Regions from separate parts of the Homo sapiens genome. Here region 1 is linked to region 2. Evidence: chromatin loops called from intact Hi-C (ENCODE). Cell type or tissue: heart right ventricle. All regions are shown on one strand.

Region 1 (8,000 bases), 190 kb after region 2:
TTGGAGATTGGTATATCAATGTCATAACTATTCTGGAAGTTGCCCATGTGTTCAAATGCTTAACAGTATGGTGACTACCTGACTATGAAAGGAAAACCTCTTCAGTGACACTGGGAACCACAGTGAATTTAATGTAATTCCCAGGGTCTCTCATAGGGTCTTGTTTTCCAGGTTCTATCAAGGAATGATTCTCAGCTGATTTTCCTGATTTAAATCTAGCAAGGATTGAGTGTCTTCAGCTTCACAGATCTATATTCTAATTCTATTATAAAATATAGATTATTAATGAAAAGCCTCATATACAGTGAGCACTTATAACTGTTTATGTGTGTGTTTAGTTTTCTGTTGCTGTATAAAAAATGACTACAAACTTAGCATCTTAAAACAATAAATATTTGTTATCAGTTTTTGTGGATCAGGAGTCCAGGCACTGTTGAACTGGATCTTCTGCTCAGGACCTCCCAAGCCTGCAGTCAAGGTGTCAGACACACTGAGCTTCTTATTTGGAGTTTGGGGTCCTCTTCCAAGCTTCTCAGATGGTTCACAGAATACTGTTCCTTGAGGTTATAGGACTAAAGTCCCAGTTATCTTCTTTAAGCTCATAGAGGCTGCCTGCCGTTCCTTTCCTTGGAAACCCCACAGGCAGTTCACATATGGATGTTTGCCTTCTTCCAGTAGGAGCACATCAATCACTCTGACATCCAATCTCTCTCCAGTCCTATGATGGAGTCCTGTATAACTTAACATAATCATAAGAGTGACTATTCCACCACCATTTGCCATATAATGTTACCTAATCAAGGGAGCATCTATCCCATTCCATTCACAGGTTCTGCCCACACTGAAGGAGAGGGAATGATACAGGGCATGTATACCAGGAGGTCAGGAATGTTGAGAGCATCTTAGAATTCTGCCTACCACTGTATGTGATAAAATGAGAGATCAATCATGGGTAGAGATAAATGTGATGTTAGCTGAAACATGAGAACAGAAAAAAGTCCGGTGTAGCCTGTCGGCATGTTCTCTGATTTCTTCAAGTCTCAAGGAGACTCCAAGATCTCATTGATAAGGGGGATCAAAAGCATGCTCCAGCCTAAGAGATTAGTGGTACATGAAGAGTCTCCAAGTATTGTGTGAAAGCAAAGGCTGGTGTGAATATACTCTGGAATCCATATCAGAAGATGAAATGAGAAAATTAAACCATGTAATATAATTGTTTGGGAAAGGGGAACTGTCCTCAGGCAAAAGGAAAAAGGTGATACTTCCCTTGGTAGGATAAAGGAGCCAAGTGCTGTAGTGGGGTTGGCCACCCCTGTAGGCAGAAACCAGATGGTGACATCTATGCTTTGGGTAACATCTGACTGATGGCAGCATATGAATGTTGTAACCAATACCATTTACATTTCCATCAACACTCTGTTCTGAATCTTGGATAATTCTTCCACATTTATACACTTATGCATTATACATATGCAATGTTTGCATAGCATCATGCCAAGTCTTTTCATTTCTTCTCTCTGTTACTTGAGAGACTCTAGACCAGCACTGTCCAATAGAAATATAATGCAAGCCACATAAACAACATTTTTTTAAAGTAAGAACCAGTGAAGGCAGCTTTAATAATAGGTTTTACTTAACCCACTATTTCTAAAACACTGTCATTTCAATATGTAATCAATATAAACATTAATGACATATTCTTTACTTTTTTTTTTTTTTTTTTGAGGCTGAGTCTCGCTCTGTTGCCCAGGCTGGAGTACAGGGGCATGATCTCAGCTTATTGCAGCCTCTGCCTCCCAGGTTCAAGCAATTCTCCTGCCTCAGCCTCCCGAGTAGCTGGGATTATAGGCACCCACCATCACATCTGGCTAATTTTTGTATTTTTAGTAGAGACGGGGTCTCACCATGTTGGCCAGGCTGGTCTTGAACTCCTGGCCTCAAGTGATCCATCCTCCTCAGCCTCCCAAAGTGGTGGGATTACAGGCGTGAGCCACCATGCCCAGCCTATTCTTTACTTTTGTACAGTCTTCACAATCTATTGTGAACACTTTCATTTCTCCCTATGCTCTTTTTCAATAATCTTAACAACCCTAGTTTTTATTTAGCATTGACCTGTGTGATAGTAACTGCTAAATCTCTCTCCCTTTATCCTACCCCTTATCCTCTGCTGTAAATTCTGCTACTCAGAGCATCAGATTAAACATGGCTAAAACTGAGTTCCTTTTTCCTCTGACTTTTTCCCTAACTTCAAGATCTTGTATAACCCCAAAATGTCTTCAACCCTTCTTCGTTCCTCTGTTTCAATAGATCCTTTCACCTCTTCCTCATAGTCTAATACATGCTTCCCTTTTTTTTTTAATTCAACATCTAAACTGTTGATTCAGGAGCTTTCTGATTTATTAAGCCTTATCCCAAGCTTATTTCAAACACTGTTTTTCTACCTGTGCACTCTTGTCTTTATTAGTGAATGTTTACTAAAGACCACTTTGTGCTAGACAGAGGAAAATTTCAAATATATTTATATAAATATATATATACACACACACAATGCTCTATCAATAAAGCTGTTATTCTACACACACACACACACACACACACACAACCATCTATGTTCATTTTTTTAAATGCTTGAATATGTAACCCAACTGAAAAAATTAAAAAATTGTGATGCTTTAAAAAGGAAAAATATACATAATGGTCAGTATGACACAATCTATGATGGAGGCTATGTAGACAGATAATAAAGGCCATTAAAAACTCAGCTTACAAGGTGCACTTCAGGCCACCATGGTCAGGGAAGGCTGCTGCAAAATTTCCACAAGCTTCATCCCTCTTGGACTGATGAGTGTACGGAAGGAAAACGTCTTTTCACCGAGGTAAAGGATGGAAGTGAGAACACATGAAGAGGAAATGTACCTTTCTGGCTCTTTAAAAACAAGGATTAAAATCCAGATCCTTTATTCTGTGGAATGTTCTGGTGTCTCTTTTCCCTCCCCCACCCCCACCTGTCACCTCCTTCCTATCTCTTAGATTTGTTCGACACTTCTTAACCCTGGTTGAACATCAAAATCCCTGGGAAGTTTGTGAAAAAAATTCAGTGCCCCGGCGACAAAACAGGCCAGTTAAGTAACAGTCTCTGGAGCTGGGCCCCAGTCAAACACCTGGTGTTAAGACCTGCAGTCTTAATTCAGTTCTGCCACTCGGCTCTATATTTTGACCCATGTTTGGAATCATCTTCTACTCCACATCATACAGAGTCATGTCATTTTAGAGCTCTTATGATGTTGTCCAATTCTTTCATTTTACCAATGAGGAAACCAGTCTAAGGAGATGAAAATCACATAGCTATCTAGGGATACAGCTAAGACTAGAACCCTTCTCTTGGGTGGAATCTTAGTTCCATTATAAGCAATGTGACATTGAACAACTTAGTTTTTTGCTGAATTTAAATTTTCTTATGTGTAAAATGGAGATAATAGTACTTTCCTCCTGGGGTTGTTAAATGAGATAATTTTAAAAATATGCCTGGCACATAGTTGCTGGGTAAATGTACCACCTCAAGGACAAGTCAAAAAAACTAAGAAAATGATAATTTAGCTTAGGGAACACATGCCAAAGTTGAGAGCTGATCCCAATTAATGAGTAGAATATTGATGGAATTTTCAGTTTGTGGGTTGCTTAGCAACCAAAACTCACTCAATACCACTGACTACCCAAGTTGTTGTTTTTAATCAAAGCAATAAACTGTTCTTAAGGAGTTCAAGGTTGTGAACAGACAAAAGGATTCCCTTATGCATTTGGGGTTGTGCCAGGCATTTTGAAAAAGTGATGCCCCAGCTCCTCTGTGTTTTTGCACTTAAACATCTTGGACATTTGGAGCCCCCCAATTCTGTGCCCATAGATGACAGAAGATGTTACAATATCTGTTACATTGGATAGAGAGTGAGAAGGGAGAAGGCAGAGTGCTTGCACTTCTGTACCAATGTATTAAGCCAAACTTATTGAGTGCTAAGGCTCAGAAATACAAAAGCATTTGTCTTTGCCCCTGCTGCCCCTGAGAATTTCAGTCTAGGAGAGGAAACCAGTCAATATTGAATAATACAGCAAATTATTCATGAGCGGCTCTCTGTGTCTCCAGCAGTATTCTAAGAGTTACAGACTGAACAGTACAAGAACTTATAGGGTAAGTCTGAAATATCCATGGTTAGGATTTTTATTTTCTTGGCAAAGCAGCCCTGGAAGAATATCCCACTTGGGTTCCCCAAAACATTAATATTTGATTCACAGTCTTGAGAGCTGGCACTGAATGTTGGAGAGGGTCTAAAGAGGGGCGGACGGGAATTGGAGCTCCATGCCACCACCTGTTTTACCTGAAGCCAGAGACTCAACCAATCTGTGCCCTTCTTTTCTCATTTGTAAGCTGGACATGATGATTTAGATTCTGCCTCCCTCGTGGCAATGAGATAATAAATGCAGAAGTTCTGTTGCAATAAATGCAGTTTCTAGCTAATTTGCCAGCAGGTTTACTTTGCATTTCATTGAGCATCCTTGTATCTTCATTTACATTTCCTATTCCTTTATAACTCGTAATCTTAACAATTTAAAGAGAAAAAAACCCAGATGAGCTTGGAACAACTGTGTTTATTTGCACTTAAGTTTGTCTTCATCATTTGTAGCTCAGTGTGCTAACTTACTTTGCAGTGAAGATCAACTCTAGTGCTTAGGAAAGAAATCCATTGTGCCACTTTGGCATGTCAGCATTTATTTACGCAAAACATGACCTCAGGCTTACAGGCCTTTAAGGCAGACAGCTGGTTGATGAATCATGTTGGACATTCATATAGTGCTGCTGGCACATGTCAGAAGGACACTCCTGCTCATCACCTGCCCCTGTCAGTTCTTCCACTTCTAATAAAGCATATCTGTTTTGGTGACCAAATAAAAACACAAGTGAAGAAGGGCTGGGTGTGGAGTAATTTAATCAGGGCAAGTCAGCACGCTGCATTGAGCAGTACAGTATCAAGGATAAAAAGATGGTTTGGTAACAGCTGAATGAAACGAAGTAGATTAGTAAAGATGGAAGCACAGTTCCCCTTATAATCATAATGGGTCATGACCCTGGAATGCAGAAGCCCCAATATATCCTACAAATCAAGATTTTTAAGGAGACAGGATTCCCAGAAGTTCCCTTCTGAATTGCCACGAACGTTTTACATGGCCTTTCTCTATTAGCATCATTTTAACATTTCGCTGAGGATTATAAATTTTTAAGGAAGTTCAAACCAAAGTTCAGAGCTCCACTAGCAAATCTTTTTAAACTGGCTTTCGTGGGTGTGTTTGGTATCCTGAAGAATTGATTGATTTAAAATACCCTAGTTTTGAAACAGCAGGGAGACTGACATTTGCAGCCTGGTATTTTGCAGTTCTCACTACTCATTGTATTTGAACAATAATTTTTCTTTGTTGTAATACCCAGTAGAATAAAATTTTGTGCTTTGTTTAAAAGAGGAGAAATTGAACATGTTCAGGATGCTGGCCTGTCTTCAATTTCATCACCATCATCTCGTAGATTGATTGATGGGGAGAATAATTAGGGATATGCAGCATGTTTGAAATGTATTTGAAAACAAGCAAAAACAACAATATGACTATAAGTTGTAAGTCTAAGCTTTTTTTTTCTTTTTTTTTAAATGATTCACCTGGCAGTGTTCTTGAAGTCATTACTTACTGAGAAAAGAATCACTATCCAAGATGAAAAATCAGGAACTTCAACAACAGCTCCTTTATTTCCATTTCTACTTCTGTTGGTGATTACACTGTTCCATTTTTTACTCCAGCTAAGTCATTTTCACCTCTGTATTTTTTCTCCTATGGGGCAAGATCTGTGATATCTGATAGTTTATTAACAGGTGTGCTGGAAATAATCTATTTCAAAAATAAAACACTAAATATAGCACACAAGTTCAAGGCTTTTGAATGTTACCATGGTTTTAAAAAATCAATGTCATGAATGCTTTACACTGAAATCATTTATTGTTAGGAAACTGGGTGGCAAATGATACATATATCCTGTAGCTCTGTCATCATGGCTAATGCTCTCCTGACTCAGATTACATATTAGCATTTCCACCATATGGCTGAAAGGGTAGAGAATGTATGTGCAGAGGAACAGAGTTGGTAATATTTTTGACCATCTGATAAATAAATATGTAAGTAACAGGAATATTAATATTTATTTCATCATATGATGCAAGCTTTAACCTGAAATAACCACTAATACAACAAAGTAGTACATTTGTTTCTCAAATAATTTCAATCTAATTTATTAAATATTTCCATAGTCAATTAATGCTCTTAGAATGTGACTTCTAATTATGTTTCTTATGTTTATTGATATAGTAGGGTTCCTTATCATGCCAAATTTAAAAATCTTTCCTGAGAGGCCACACGATTGGACCCAGCATATGGGCATGAGCGCCAAAGTTCTGCTCTGCCAGTGACCACTGTGTGGCCTGGGATAAATTACCTGACCTCTCTAAGCCTCAAATTAATGTGTAAAGAGTGAATAATCTATTATCAGACAGTATCCCTCAAAGGGTGGGCCATGGAGGACCATGGATTAACACATCAGAATCACATGGGGAGCTTAAAATACAAACATCTGGGCCCCACCCGCAATGATTCTGGTTCATGTATCTGGAAGCAGTCCATGAATCTGCAAATATATATATGTATTAATACAGAGTCTTACTCTTTTCGCCTAGGCTGAAGTGCAGTGGTAAGATGATCTCGGCTCACTGAAGCCTGTCTCCCAAGTTCAAGTGATTCTTGTGCCTCAGCATCCTGAGTAGCTGGGATCCCAGGCGCACGCCACCACGCCTGGGTAATTTTTCTATTTTTAGTAGAGACAGGGTTTCGCCATGTTGGCCAGGCTGGTCTCGAACTTCTGGCCTCAAGTGATCCACCCACCTCAGCCTCCCAAAGGGCTGGGATTCCAGGCACACGCCACCTCGCCCGGCCCGCATTTTTAGTCACTGTCCCGAGTGATTGTGAGGTACACTGAATCACTCCCATAGAGACGAGATTAATATAGAGCACTTAGCTACCTTGAAAAATATGTAGCTAATTTTAATAAATATACTTTTTATACCATAGAAATTTAACACCCAACAGCATTTGTGCTTAAAATACTCTAACTTCATAGAAAATGGGAGGTCAGCTTGCTAAGTAATGCTGCTGATCATTAAATATACCCCACAATTCTCCTTTTTGTTTAATTAGATCCTTTATCTTTTTTTCTCTTGCATAGGAAATACCAAAATATTTGCAGACTGGATCCAAATCAGGAGCCCAGATGAACTTAAAGAAGCGAGCATGGGATTCTTAGTTTTTCAAGATCCGTACACACGAAGCCTTTAATCAGCATCAACTCCAGTGTCCGTTTTCTCTGGTTTTGTGAAGACTGCACAAAACTCTCATGATGGAGAACCAAAGGACTTAGTTACCTGTTTCAGTGTCATCTAAAGTCAACTGAAAAGTGAAGCAGGCAGTAATACAGCCATGGAAAGAAATTCAAGTTTATGGAAGAACCTAATAGATGAACACCCAGTCTGCACAACCTGGAAGCAAGAGGCCGAAGGAGCCATTTATCATCTTGCCAGTATTTTATTTGTAGTAGGTTTCATGGGTGGCAGTGGATTCTTCGGGCTCCTTTATGTCTTCAGTTTGCTGGGGTTGGGTTTTCTCTGTTCTGCTGTCTGGGCTTGGGTAGATGTCTGTGCAGCTGACATATTTTCCTGGAATTTTGTACTGTTTGTCATCTGCTTCATGCAATTTGTTCATATTGCATATCAAGTTCGCAGCATAACCTTTGCCCGAGAATTCCAAGTGTTGTACAGCTCCCTTTTCCAGCCCCTGGGGATCTCTTTGCCTGTCTTCAGAACGATTGCTTTGAGCTCTGAAGTGGTTACTTTGGAAAAGGAACACTGTTATGCCATGCA
Region 2 (8,000 bases):
CCTTTAGAAAGGATTAAGGAAAAAATGCCCAGCTTCTTTGTGATTATCTCCCTAAATCCTATATTGAGAACCTAATTCTGTTATACCTAATTCTTGAAAAGTTTTTTTTTCAAAAGTAATCCTGAATCTTAGTATCTGTTGTGTCTCCATAAGCCATTTTTATATGTTCACCTGTGAACCCTAGTAATTAAAAACATATGTATTACACATATATTAACATATAAAGTGTGTTGCCTGATGCTTGACTTATAGTAGGCATGCAGTGAATGTTAATTTCCTTACTCTTCCCATGTCCCCTGTGGAAGTTCATGCACATGAAGACCAGCAGGGTCTCACCTTCCAGAACAGACACAGAAAAGTCCAGTGGTGTTCCTGGTGGGGGGTCCCTGCCTCCTCTGCCCCTTGCTGGTTGGCTGTTTTTGACTTGGACCAGTAATTGCTCAGTAGCCCTCTTCCCAGTTGGCACAGTCCATATTTATTCCCCAAGTACTTAGCCCTTGCCTTGTGTCCACCACTGTTTCATTAGCACTGCCTTATGTGATAATATTCACCGTGCTGATAAGCACACAGGAAAATCTCAGCAGCATGGTTGGGAAGGCAGAAAAGTCAGAAAGCCAAGCTAGAGACGTGGATGTGAGTAAAGCAAGAAGGCTGTGCCGCTCTTCATACATAAAACAATCCTGCAGAAGAGAGTTGTTTTTAGTAGACATGTTGGATTTGTTGATCAATCGCTTTTCTTACAGAACACTTGTTTTTCTCAGCAAGGAAGAAAATAAGACAAACCGTAGATACTTTCTTTGTGAGATGGAGTCTCGCTCTGTCGCCCAGGCTGGAGTGCAGTGGTGTGATCCTGGCTCCCTGCGACCTCCATCTCCTGGGTTCAAGCGATTCTCGTCCCTCAGCCTCCCGAGTAGTTGGGATTAAAGGCGTACGCCACCAAGCCCAGCTAATTTTTGTATTTTTAGTAGAGACGGGGTTTCACCATGTTGGCCAGGCTGGTCCTGAACTCCTCACCTCAAATGATTCGGCTGCCTCGGCCTCCCAAAGTGCTGGGATTACAGGCTTGAGCCACCACACCCAACCCCAACAGTAGATTGTTGAATAACCAAATTTATCAAACAGACAACCAGCTAACTTAGAAACAGTAGTGCCTATATCATGTCAAGTCCTACATTATTTATTTTATTTTGTACGTGTTTTGTTTTCTTAGAATTTTCTGTTTTATCAGTTTCTGGCATACCGAGCAACACAACACACAGTATTTGGATTGATTTCTTTTTTTCTTCTATTGCTGTTGTACCACACTGTACTGGGAAAGCTGGGTAACTTTATTTGTTAAAATTATTAATGCATACTCACATGTGCTTATGGCTCCCCTGTATGTCTGTTACTGGCATTGCCCCTTATTTTTATTACAAATCCATAAATGAGTTTCATATATGAAAAGTCATCATTGTAGGTGGTTAGTTTTAAAAGTTTTCCTAAGTGTTAGAAAAATAATATTAAAGGGATGTTGCCATGATTCACAACTATTATGAAAGGAATTCAAAAGATTTATATAAAATAAATTTGATAAAGTCTCCTGCTCTGAGAATAGCATGATTAACTCTCAAAGCTATTAAAATCCATTTTCACTCCTTTTGTTCATTTCCAGGACAATTTCAAGTGTCACTGCTTTTTAGAATGCTTTTTTTACGTGCAACTAATTCTTTTATTATAACATATAAAAGAAAATACCTTCCTCAGTTTGAAAGTGCATGTAGATTCAAATAATGAAAAAACTTTCTTTGCCTTTTTTTGGTTAGGTTCTAAGAGAAAAAAATTATACTAAAGAAATTTCATGGCCATGAAAATTTCCTTATTAATACACCACCACACGACTGGAGTGTAGTTGCTGTAGCATAAAATAGCTTTTGAGTTTTTCTTTGAAAATATGTTTGATGTAAGTCCACATATCCTGTATATATATAAATATTAGGTTTTGTGTTCTGTTGTTTTTAAGGACAAATTACTTCATACATAGTTAAATTATTGAGAGTTTAAAACATGAAATGCTTTTCTGTTAATTGTCTCTTAATATGAAGAAAGGCTTGTTTACTTTGGTCATTTGGAAAGCTCAGGTATTCTTTGCATTATATGGTATTGAGACTGAAAATAGCCAGATTCAGTTTAATATTAATAATATAGGTTTATTGTTTAAAATATATACCCATTTTCCAGAGAATTCCATATTGAGATGTTAGTATCTATTTCATACTTACCCTGAAGACTCATACATGTATGGTATGTATATGTGTGTATATATATGTGTGTGTACATATGTATGTGTGTGTGTAAAGCCTTCAAATGACCCAGTGGTAGAGCCGATGACCTTGTGAAGTGGAATTGTTTGATCAAGACTCTGGTCTGAGTGAATCACATCACACCTAGGTGAGGCATTAACTGAAGACATTTTGTAAAAACATTTATTTGGGACTAGATTCCCTTAAAAAGACTCCAGTTGCTACTTGTCCCTCTAAATTCTGTGATTTTTATAGGAGTTATTTTCCTGAATATGCTAAGTTGTCCGAATTACACGTTTATCAGACAAGTACATGTGAACCTAATAGAGTTAAGTATAAAATATGTATTTTATACATATACTCTAACAATTTGAACTATGTCTAGTGAGAGTTTTCTTGGACTTCCTTAGTGTAGCCTAGAACCACAGTATACACAGTAGAATTGTTAATGGATTAATGTGGCTTCTTTAATGAAACTATAAAATACAATACCCCCATACCTTATGTCCTACCTTTTGATAAATGTAAGTTAGAATGATAGCTGTTACTGGGTTTCGTCTTCAAAAGTAGAAGCCAAGACTTAAAAAGGTTTCCTCAGGCTAGCATAAAATATGCCAGGGTAAGAAATCACCAAGATGGAAGGGGAACACTTCTTTCCCCATTTTTCTGACCTCCCTGCCAAGGAATTTCATTGAATCTTGGTTTCTCAATGACTAGAAATGAGAGAGGTTGGGAGTTCACAGATTAGCTGACTCACAGCACAAAGCCACATTCTTAAGTGTGTACTTATTCAGCACTAAAGTTGAGATCTCGGTTCTCCATCTGTTGACTCTTGTTCTGTTTCTAGTTGATTCAGACCTGAGGCGGAGAGAAGTGAACTGTTTGTTGGGCCTGGCGAGGACACTGAGTGGAAGAACAGTGGCCGTGGGCTGTGTTGTACACACTGCATATTTACAGGATATTAGCGATGCCTTACATGCTGTCACAGATCAGTTTCCCTGGGAAGCAGACTCTGAGATAGAAATTTGTGTGCTAGAAGTTTGATGGGAGAGCTTTCAAAATCTCTGCCTGTGTGACGAACGATCGCAGCAGAGGGAGAACTTCAGCTGTGATGCAATCATCACAGAGGTGTCAGACAATCCTACAGGAACCCTCAAGCTAGGTGAGCCCTTCAGCATTGTCCTAACAGGAGGGAGAGGGGTCCAGGCCTTTATAAACCTACATTAACCAGTTGTCATATGTGGATGAACCCAAAAGAATGCATGACCTTGGGAGAGGTGCCATCTTCAACTTGAGGATGAGACCTGGAGAGATTCTCGTCTGAGAGCTGTCTGCTCCCAACACCCATCAGCTGGGAGATGAGGGCTTCAGCCCTAGAGGGCAGCCCAGCACAGCACCCACTACACATGCTGATGTCTGTCAGTGAGATATACACTTGAGAATGAATGTACGTACTTGAATATATGTTAAACATAGCTCTCTGTACCAGATAACATAAACCAGTGTAGCCTTTGAGTTTTAAGCATGGACAATTTCAAGAAACTAGGGGAATTCTACTTCTTTAATCATCATTTAGGAGTCATCACTTCCCAAAAGCCTTCTCAGAACTCATTTTTCCGTCCAGCTCACCACCCTGTAGATGCCCCTCTCTGGCACTCACATCATACATTGTACTTCTTGCTATTAATGTTCTACAACATGGCCTTTTCTGTGTGTGTCTGTATCCTTTAGTGTATCTGTCTCTCCCACCTGAGCATGAGTTCTTGAAGGTTCTAGCCTATTGATCTGTGTGTGCCTGAGCCTGATTCAGCAGCCAGCACTTGGTAGACTCTTGATAAATCTTGGGGGAATACACACCCCAGCTGTGGCTGCCCTGAATAGTGGACTGCAGTGGTTGATGGCACGTGTTAAATTGTGTCTTTGTTATGGGAGGTGAGAATTTGGCTGGGGACAGGAAGTTGACCGAAATTTTCCTATTAAGATCAGCCACTTCTGGTGATAGTAGCTTTGTCCAACCTCATCCACCTGGGCACAGGAATACACTTTTATGAAAAGGCTTTTGCCCTTGAGCCTGTGGTAGTTGACTCTTTTGGAGAACTGGGCTGGACCACCCAGAAGATCCATTTTACAATGACGAATGGCATAACCAAGTACCCTTAACCAAAGCAAGCTGAGTGACTTCCCCCTTTCATTGACGACCTTGATTCCACTCTGGTGGAAAGAGAAGTTAAATTCGAGGAAACTTTGCCAAGAAAGAGTAGCCAAGGCAAGGGGGAAGAGTGAATTACTCCCTGAAGCCTGGAGGTGAGTGCTCCTCCCACCTTCAGGAGACATGTCTTTCTGCCAGCCACCAGAGAAGAAGCATGGGGGTGTGGCTTTTGGCTGTTTTTTTAATAACCTCCCAGGTTTTGTCTGCTTATAGAAAATGAAAGGCTTAGTACCAGTGAATGACCAAATGTTATTTAGCCCATCTGTAGAATACCACACTCTCTCTACATCTAGATTTTTTCCTCTTTCCAAATATATTTATCAATACAGATGTTAGTACTTTCTTCTCTTTTAATATTTTCTAATTATATTTAATCAGTACTCTAAATATAATTCAACAGGTGACTTTGCAGAAGTAGACTGTCAGAGTAACCTACATATTAAAAATTGACAGTAATAAAAATGGTAAAGAGTTTTAACCTTGATGTTTATTGTTATGATTAGGAATGCAAGTAATGGATTTAATATCAGCAATGTAAATGTTTCATTTATAGTAATTCTTTTAATTTTGTTTTTGTTAATGTTTTATTTACATAAATGGTAGATTTTTATGAAGTTAAGTCATTTTTACTTAAGGAAAATTTGTTTAAAATAATATAGATTTAAAATAGAAGGAAGCCATGAAAGCACAAATTTAGGAATTTGTAAATTTAGGAATTATTTCATAATTGGTCAGGCTAATATTATTAGTTTTTGCAAAAGAAAAAATCAGTGCTTGCAAATCAGATTAATTGCTTCTGGAGAGCACAATTATTCTAGCTGGGATATCATTATCACTTAGAGAAAAAAAAAAAAAAACAGTATTGTTGAACCGGAATTCAAACTGTTCCACGAAGGCCTAATGGGCTCTTGGCTTGCCTGCTTTTCTACTTTTCTTTTTTTAAATCTGGCTTTTAGGAAAGTAACTTTATTCTGTTCACAGTCACATGCCCTCCACATCAACAGGATTTATGTCTTCCCCTCCCAATGATTTACAAAATTCATCTTTTAAATTGCCTTGAAATAGTCTGGGTGTGGGGCTGTCATTAAGTGTGTGTTGTTTAAATTTAAGTGGAAGAAGGTATATTTTTAGTCTGTACATTTTGGGGCAACAGTGACTTACAAATGATTTTGAGGCTTGTGACTTTGAGCATTTGAAAATGCAACGTTGTTTTCAGTTTAGCAAATTTTAGTGGCTATGGAGCAACTCCAGATTGTGATGAAGAGAATTATAATGAAGAGGACTGACTTAATTGGCGTTATAACAGCAATGTACCTTGGGACTGCCTGCTTCAGATTAAGTATAAACTGCTACAGCTATTTAGCACAGCTGGAAATGCTGAGAAAAACTCATTAGATGTGCTTGAGACAGCTGTCATCAAAGGTTTGGTGTGGTTCTTGCAGTGAATGTTACTGCCCTATCTTTCTGATGACTGAATCACTACAACTGAATTAGCCATCATTTATGATTGATGTAAGCTGTAAAGAGTCTGTGTTTATTTAAAGGACAAGAGAACAAAAGTATGAAGTAGTATTAATGATGTTGCTTTCAATTATATTAATAAGATTATAATTGTGAAGTTGTGGATAATCTTAATATAGGATGGTTTAAAAATAAGATGGAACCAAAATTCTGAACAGTTTTGTTAGCCATGTATATTAAAAGCTTAAGGATAATAGAATGTATAATTCCCAAATCAAAGAAGGAAAAATATAATACAAAGAGGAAAGACACCGGGGAAAGCAAGATAAATAAAAGGTTCAAAATTTAAAATGTGGAAGCCAGTACCTCAGCAATAAAAATTAGTGGATATGGAATACAGATTTTTAGATTGGATTTTAAAGACTAGATGTGTTCAAATTGTGTTCATTTGCAAGAGACTTGTTTAAGACATAATGATAGATTTTTGCTTCTGGACATGATGATATAACTGGTACTGGACTAGTCCTCCTGCTGTACACAGCTAGGAAACTATGCAAAATAGACAAAGCAGCTGTTTTCAGATATTGATCAATAGGCTGCCCCAGACTGATCCAGGAAAGAGGTAAATCCTACAGTTGCCCCAGCTTTCTGCCTGGAGTTATTTTTTGGCCTCTGGCACAAGGAGGAGGAGCTCAGAGTATCGTAGTCTCACTGAGCTAATGATCCAAAGATTGGAAATCAGGGAGACTGAAGCCACTGGAATTTGCAGGGCAGAATAACAAAAGGAGGGAACTGCCCACTAAGAGTTTCAGGTATCTGCCTTGGAATCCCCTCATGTTTTCGGCTAACTGTTAAGCAGTGTGTACGCTGACTGAGACTTTATGATTCAAGCTAAGAACTACTAGGGGGCTGTAAGCTGACAACTCCCAAAGGTTTAAAACAGCTGGGAGACGTTCACATTCTGACAAGTCAGAGGGGAAAGACTTTGTGAACACCCAGGGTATTCACTTAGACCTCAGAGAAGCTATGCCTTAGCAGTGGGGCTGTATACCTTACCCAACAAACCTTTGAAAACAAGTCTTGAATGGATCAAGCTGATCCGCCAATGAATTAACTGCCGCAAAATGTTTTGCAGGCAGACCAGAAAATAAAAGAAATCCAGACAACATTCAAAAGCCCAGAATCCAGTTAAAAAATAAATAGTTATTAAAAAAGAAGCAAAAAAAATGTGACTGATAGCCAAGAGGAAAAATAGTCAATAGAAACAGATCCAGAAATAACAGAGAGTAGAATTAACATATAAGGACTTATAAAAAGCTATCATAAAAAAATACTTTTTAGAGATCTTTACTAAGTGTTAATATAATGAACAAAGAAATAGAAAATATAAAAATGAACCACATACTCTTCTAGAGATAAAAAATAAAACTCTGAGATGAAAAATTATCTGTTTATAGCAGTTTAGATGCTATAAAAGAAAATGCAAAAGTTGAAGACAGGACAATCAAAACTAAACCACAAAGAGAAACTAAGACAAAAATGGACACATTTCATTGACCTGTGGAGCAGTACCAAGTTATGTAACAGTATGTATTTGAAGTTCTAGAATAGGGGTGAGAGGACAAAAAATATATACATGAGACACAAGTGGCCAAAAATGTTACAAATTTGATAAAATACAGAAATCAACAGATTCAGGAAGCTCAATTAATCTCAAGCAGGGTACTACATCAAAGCCTGTTACAGAATAATCAACGTTCAGAAAGCCAAAGATAACAAAATACTAAAAGCAGCCAGAGGAGAAAACACATATTGCATATAGGGAAACAAAGATAAGAAATGACACCAAATTCCCAGTGGAAACAGTGCAAGTCAGAAAACAGTGGAAAGATGCCTTCTTAATGGGGTTTACCTTGATTGCCATATTTAAAACTACAGCCTTGGCTGGGCGCAGTGGCACTTTGGGAGGCCAAGATGGGTGGATCACCTTGAGGTCAGAAGTTCAAGACCAGACTGACCAACATGGTGAAACTCCGTCTCTACTAAAA

Evidence for each region. A loop is a pair of places that touch in the nucleus more often than their neighbours do. Peaks named below come from ENCODE experiments on the same cell type or tissue, not always from the same donor. Only the 100,000 strongest peaks of a DNase experiment are listed, where the experiment ranks them.
Region 1: it touches region 2 in a loop (2.2-fold over the local background); 7 of 110 quality-filtered maps call a loop at or near these places.

The regions. Positions count from the first base shown.
Region 1 is chr6:105,161,470-105,169,469 of GRCh38, reverse strand. It overlaps POPDC3 (popeye domain cAMP effector 3), which reads left to right. Exons shown (of 4, transcript NM_022361.5): 2 at 7,310-8,000. The coding sequence starts at 7,561. It overlaps POPDC1-AS1 (POPDC1 antisense RNA 1), which reads right to left. Exons shown (of 4, transcript NR_037157.1): 3 at 2,768-2,926; 4 at 1-739. Among named protein-coding and RNA genes, the nearest start is that of POPDC3, 15 kb to the left of the region's middle. In heart right ventricle, no CTCF peak of the experiment used is centred here; no DNase peak of the experiment used is centred here; H3K27ac peaks cover 1,663 bases.
Region 2 is chr6:105,355,262-105,363,261 of GRCh38, reverse strand. All of the region lies in intron 6 of PREP (prolyl endopeptidase), which reads left to right. Among named protein-coding and RNA genes, the nearest start is that of PREP, 44 kb to the left of the region's middle. RefSeq lists an enhancer at 3,079-3,268. In heart right ventricle, a CTCF peak has its summit at 3,656 (motif pointing right); no DNase peak of the experiment used is centred here.